Regions from separate parts of the Mus musculus genome. Here region 1 is linked to region 2. A link is a loop called in an ENCODE intact Hi-C map of the cell type or tissue named here. Cell type or tissue: left cerebral cortex. All regions are shown on one strand. Links, peaks and the distances in the headings refer to the core of each region. The heading gives the core; the rest is flanking DNA. Region 1 has its middle 42 kb from the start of Gm7759. Region 2 holds the start of Rims1 (regulating synaptic membrane exocytosis 1).

Region 1 (2,910 bases), core at 238-2,737, 130 kb before region 2:
CACACACACATACACAGACATACACGCATAGACATACATGCACACAAATGCACACACATGCACACACACAAACACATACATGCACACACACAAACACACACATATGCACACACACACACACACGCTCACACATACAAGCACACCTGCACACACACACAAGCATATTATTGCTCAGTATCGAAAGCTATGTGTCTTCCAATCATTTGACATTCCAACCTACCTGAAGATAGAAGATTTTCCCACCTCATTATTAGTACATGTGGATGCAGCAAGGTAGAAACAAGATTGGGAAAAGGCACTTGTGAACTTGAAAGCAGTGATGAATGAAGTTAGCCTTTTGTAGAGGGGATTCACCATCAAAGACAGAGGTAGTGACATTTTCCAAGTTTTTTTACTTATTATGCTAGAATGGATTTTCAAGCAGATGGGTTTCTTTTCAGCAGTCCAGTGAAGCTGTTTTCTATAGCTGTACTGGGTTGCGTGAACATCATTAACTTCGTGTTTAGTGGTACTCATAGCAATTAGATTATAGGTAATAATAAGAAAGTCTTAGCGATCTGCTGCCAGGAAGTCAATGACCTGTATGTCTACAAAAATGAAAACCAGAGGATATGTACTTGGGGAGAGTGGGTGGGCGAGGGGCATAAGTAAGTAATTCCTGTTTCATGTCTAGAATGTTCTGATCTCAGAAATCCATTGTTCACCTCGGAGTTAAGTACGGACAGCCACCCTAAGGAAGGCAGGACATTTGCTGAGCACTTTGTGCTGTCTCCTTCCTTTTTGCTCCGATACTCCTTTCTTTAGTGACTCTCCTGTTTGCTTTTGTGTTACTCTCTCTCTCTTTTAAATTGACTATCTTGTTTGTTTACATTTCAAATGTAACTTTTCCAGTTTCCCCTCTGCAAACCCACTACCCAACTCCCCCTTAACCTGCTTCTATGAAGGTGCTCCTCACCCACCCACCCGCCCCCACCTCCCTACACTCACCTTCCCCTATACTGGGGCATCAAGCCTTCACAGGACCGCCAGGAAAAATTCAAATCAAAACGACCCTGTGTTACTCTCAGTAGACCTGCCCAGTAGAGAGGCATGCCCTGTGTATGTCTAAGCAAGCAACTAACTCTCCGAGGAGATGCCTCGTGTGAAATTCTTTAATTTCCGCATAAGCTTATCTTATCTGGATGTGAGTCTCTGGTATTTTTTTCCGCTTGATACACTATATTAAAAAAGAAAAAGAAAAAAGAAAGAAAGAAATCCTAAACCCAAACCAAAGAGGCTCATTGATGCTTTAGAATTCTGTCAGATGTCTCAGCCAGAGCTGACTCCAAAGCAAGTATGTCTGCTCATTCCATTGCACCATCGTCCAACGACATGAGGACCGAGAGGATGAGATCTGGCAACACATGCAAATACTTCCTTCTTAACACTTCTCCTCCACTCTCCTTGCACTTTTTGCTGCCACCATCTCTATGGCTTTTGTGACTTTGGTTCCCATTCAGGAGCATGGTGGATGAGTCATTTTCCTCCCTCACTCCCTAGAGCCACTGGGGATGACATCAGAGATGAGGGGGAGAGAAAGTATGGCATCTCCAGAGACATACTTAGCAGAGAAGGGCATCCTCCACACATAGCCTGGAAGGAAATGAAGGGATGGAAATGAACGTCAGAGTGGTGTGAGGAGGTGTGATGGTGGTTCGTAGGCTGAGCTTGCTCCCCTTGACGGGCTGCCTCTGGCTACATTGGCTTTGATTATGATAAGCATTCTAGAATAACCAAAGATCCTTTGAAGATTCCAAGGTGACAAAACATCTCACAGTCTCATCGACATTTACTCAACTGTGTATAATAAAAATAATTTCTGTCTGTGTTAATTTCCTAATAACAACAAATTCTATGAGAAAGGGGTGGATATGAAACATGCTGCTAACTATACTATACTAACACGTACTAAAAAAAATCTTTAAGGAACATTTTATGTGGTAACTATAGATTTAAACACTCCAAATTATCCATATCCAGTTATCCAAATAATTCACTGATATGATATATATGTATGTATAAATGTGTGTATATAAGTAAATGTGTTTGCATGTATATATATATGACATAAATGAGCCAAAGACTATCTTACAAATACCCCAGTGCCAGGCATGGAAGTTTTTTTATTTGAGCTATTGTTTGGTTGGGTTAAACAGGAACTCATAATTATATAGGTTAATGCCACTGTCTTTGGTTGCCTCCCAGAACTTGAAGGTGTGATCCTATTTCTGAAGAAAGCATACACTGTGACCACATTGAGGAGGATCAAGCTGGAACTGTTTGGAAATTCTACTCAAAGGACTAGCTGAAGACGAGACACAAGCTGCCAGTGGAGAGCACCAATCAATAGTCCAACCCAGCTGTAAAAATCTATGAACCACAGCAATGATCAGCACAGCAAGATATCTCTAAAAGTACAATATTGGTGCTTACTTCTACAGGGTAACTGACAGCCACCTAATTGGACTAAATGACCACCACAATAGGTGGGGATTCGTGCCTATACCCACAGCTGGTGAAATCCTGCAACCTAGAAGAACACCTCTTACTGTTATTTCCCCAAACCACTATAATTTATAACCACAGTCTAAATACTTATCCTTGTTCTTACTTTTACCCCACATCGAAGAAGATTTTTTTAATCATCAGATGGATATATTCTAGAAAGCCAGAGGTGGTCAAAATGCAAAGAACAATTGTGTGCCTAAAGCCCCCAATTACATACACACCGTAACCTCTATGCTTAAGGCTCACTCAACTTTATGAAAGGGGAGGGGGAAATGTGTAAGATCTGAAGGTACAGGACATATGCTACACTATTGTTCCTTCTAGCTATGGCAAGGAAGCTACACCCATGAAATCTCAAACATG
Region 2 (2,910 bases), core at 284-2,783:
CACACTTGCCGAGTAAAGCAGAAAGACATGGTGGCAGGAAGGGGAAAATAGACCTAGAGGGTGTACCATCCTGCTGTTCTAAACCCTGTGGGTGCTCTAAAAGCATCAATGATGAAGACTGTGGCGAGGATGAAGATGATTAAAGCAACCCATGGGAAAATAGGGCTGGGGAGGATGACATGGACCAGGACCTGGGAGAGGGAGGATGACTCAGGGTGAGGGGTACCTTGGGAGAGATCAGTGGAGTATGCACGTCGGCGAGCGTGGGGCGGGGGGAATGGCCAGGGCACGCGTGGCTCGGACCCGGGGAGTGGGTGGGTGGTGCCCGTGGGCGGAGCGGCTCCGGGACTGAGTGGCTGGCAGCTTATGTCTGCGAGAGCAGCAGCATCACCCGGGAGCGAAGCTCCGAGACTCCGCCTAACTGACACCCAAACTCTCCCTCTCCCTCCCGCAGCCCCAAACTGGAGGCAGCGGAGCCCGCGAGCAAGCAGCGTCGGGCGGCCCCGGCCCGGCCCCGCCCCCGGCCCGCCAGCCCAGCCCGCGCCCGGCCGCCGTGCTCCGGAGCTCAGCGCCAGCCCTCGCCCTCTCGCCGAGCCTCCGCCTGCCCGCCCCCGCCGGCCGAGGCTGGGCTGCGGGAGGCGGCCAGGCGGCCCCGAGCCTCGCCAGGGCGACCCAAACAAAGGCAGCATCCGGGCTCGGCGGGAGGCAGAGCATCATGAGAGACTGGGTCCTCGCTGTCCCCGGCTCCGCTGCTGCTGCCGCTGCCGCCGCCGCTGCCGCCGCCGGGAGGGCTTCGCTGTGAGCGTGGAAAGCAGGGGCGCAGCTGCGGGGCGTGAATCCGAAAGGTGAGAGCCAGAGCCAGCGAGCCGAGGGGGCGGGCAGGCCACGAAAAATGTCCTCGGCCGTGGGGCCCCGAGGTCCTCGCCCACCCACGGTGCCTCCCCCTATGCAAGAACTGCCCGACCTGAGCCACCTGACCGAGGAGGAGAGGAACATTATCATGGCAGTGATGGACCGGCAGAAGGAAGAGGAGGAAAAAGAAGAGGCCATGCTCAAGTAAGCACCCCCCAACCCCCCAGGGCACGCCATCCATCCCTCGGTGGTGCCTCCATCCATCCATTCACTACTCACTCACCAGGTCCTCTGGGTTGAGTGTGGGGGAGGGGCTGACGAGGGAGCAGGGGTGAGGGCAGAGGTGCCCACCTTGGGGCTAGGGGCCCCTCCTCGGGATTGAGCAGGGTAGAAGTCTGGGAGTCCGGAGAAAGGAGAGGACCCCACAAAGCCAAAAACCTAGGACCCCAGGAAGATGGCTTGAGCCAGGAGTGCCCAGGAGGACTGAGTGGACAGGGGGACCACCGTGGGGTGAGATATGCAGCGCCAAGTGAAGCTGATCCCACCCAATGGTAGGAGCTCTGGGCTGAGGGCAGATTAGGGACCAGGGCATGAGTGGAGAAAAGGGTGGAGGTAGAGATGGTGAGGGCAGCTCCTCCTTGGAGTTGTTGAGCACATCTGAGTTACAACAGTGAAGGGTGCTTGCTGGTATTTATATAATAAAAAGGCTTATTTTTAGTGTTTGTTTTGGTGCTCATTCATTTTACAATGCAAAGGTTGGGTCTTTTTTGGGCAGTTGCCATCTTTGGTAACCTGCATTCCCAGCTTCCCTTTAACCTTTGATTCTGAGGCTTCTACACAGAATAACTGTATGAAGACACATTTTCTTATCCGCATGCAAGGCCACTGGCAGTACAAAGTTTTTTTGGTAATGACAGCAGCTGATTGGTAACTCTGGCCTGAAATAAAATAAGGGTTTCTCATTACTGGCTTCTAAGAGACCTCTGGGGCCTTCCCATTTCCCAAAGGAAGCAGTCGGGGATTAAATATCTACACATGCCCTGTTTACAGAACCCATCAGCCCTTTAGGGGACCCGTGCCTGGTGCCCCCATTTTCCTGGGCATGAGGAGGGGATGGGGTTGACTATTGGTAGTGCAGGAGTCTGTGAGACTGTACTACCCTTTGCTTCAGAACTGCTTGCAAGGACTGCCATACATGCTGGCCTTGGCTTCTTAGCCTCTCCGGTGGCGTGAAGTAGAAGGGGATTTCAACTCTGTCTTCCCTTTAGTAAAGTTTTCCTCTCTGGGGTGGTGGAATGTAGACTCCCTGACTGGTACCAATGTCTTGGTATCCTCTGCTTATGCAGAAGGTGGATTTGGGGCAAGCAAATGACATGAAGAGCCAAAGGGAACCTGTTGCATCTAGAGTTAGCTGGTTGCAGGGAAGTCTAGAGAGGGAGCAGGGGGTGATACCAGGGCACAGGGCACACCCATCATGGCCTTTCTCAAACTCCCTAGAATGGCCTCCTGAAGGGAAGGTGCTGGCTGGGAAGGCATCTTCTTTTCTTCAGTGCAGCTGAGCCTAACAGGAGAGGCATAGGGAAAGCTGCAACCACAGACTGTGGGTCCTCTGAGCAAAAGCAACTGCTGTAGAGTAGGGAGGGCTATACTGAGGGAGAGATGTGGCTGTCAGGCCACAGCAAAATAGTAGGGGTTCAGTGATTCCTCCTCTTTCATTATAGACTCTGGGAAAATAAAAGGCTGTTAACTTAGAAGGCCAGAGCTAGCCTGGCTCTATAAGAGCTGCAGGTTTCTGAATTCCCTGCTCCTTCTCATCCAGGGGAAAACCAAAAAAAAAAAAAAAAAAAAAAAACCACAAAAAACCAAATACTTCAAGCCTGCCAGCTTGAGGGAGGCAGAACCCTCATTAATCTGCTTCCTGTCCCTAGTGAAAGAATGACACTGCCCCAACCCCATGCTGCAGGCTTCCCCTCTTCTGAGCCTGGAAGTAATGATGTCTTAATGGTGCTGCTGTCTGTCTGTCTGTCAGGTTGTTGGTCCATCTGTCCTCACTACTGC

The links. Peaks named below come from ENCODE experiments on the same cell type or tissue, not always from the same donor. Only the 100,000 strongest peaks of a DNase experiment are listed, where the experiment ranks them.
Region 1: it touches region 2 in a loop (5-fold over the local background); 3 of 42 quality-filtered maps call a loop at or near these places.

The regions. Positions count from the first base shown.
Region 1 is chr1:22,938,659-22,941,568 of GRCm38, reverse strand. No RefSeq gene overlaps it. Among named protein-coding and RNA genes, the nearest start is that of Gm7759, 42 kb to the right of the region's middle. In left cerebral cortex, for the core only: no CTCF peak of the experiment used is centred there; a DNase peak (open chromatin) is centred at 1,540.
Region 2 is chr1:22,803,707-22,806,616 of GRCm38, reverse strand. It overlaps Rims1 (regulating synaptic membrane exocytosis 1), which reads left to right and starts at 459. Exons shown (of 35, transcript NM_183018.4): 1 at 459-1,056. The coding sequence starts at 893. In left cerebral cortex, for the core only: no CTCF peak of the experiment used is centred there; DNase peaks (open chromatin) are centred at 1,450, 2,086, 2,239, 2,249 and 2 more places; H3K4me3 peaks cover 2,500 bases; H3K27ac peaks cover 2,500 bases.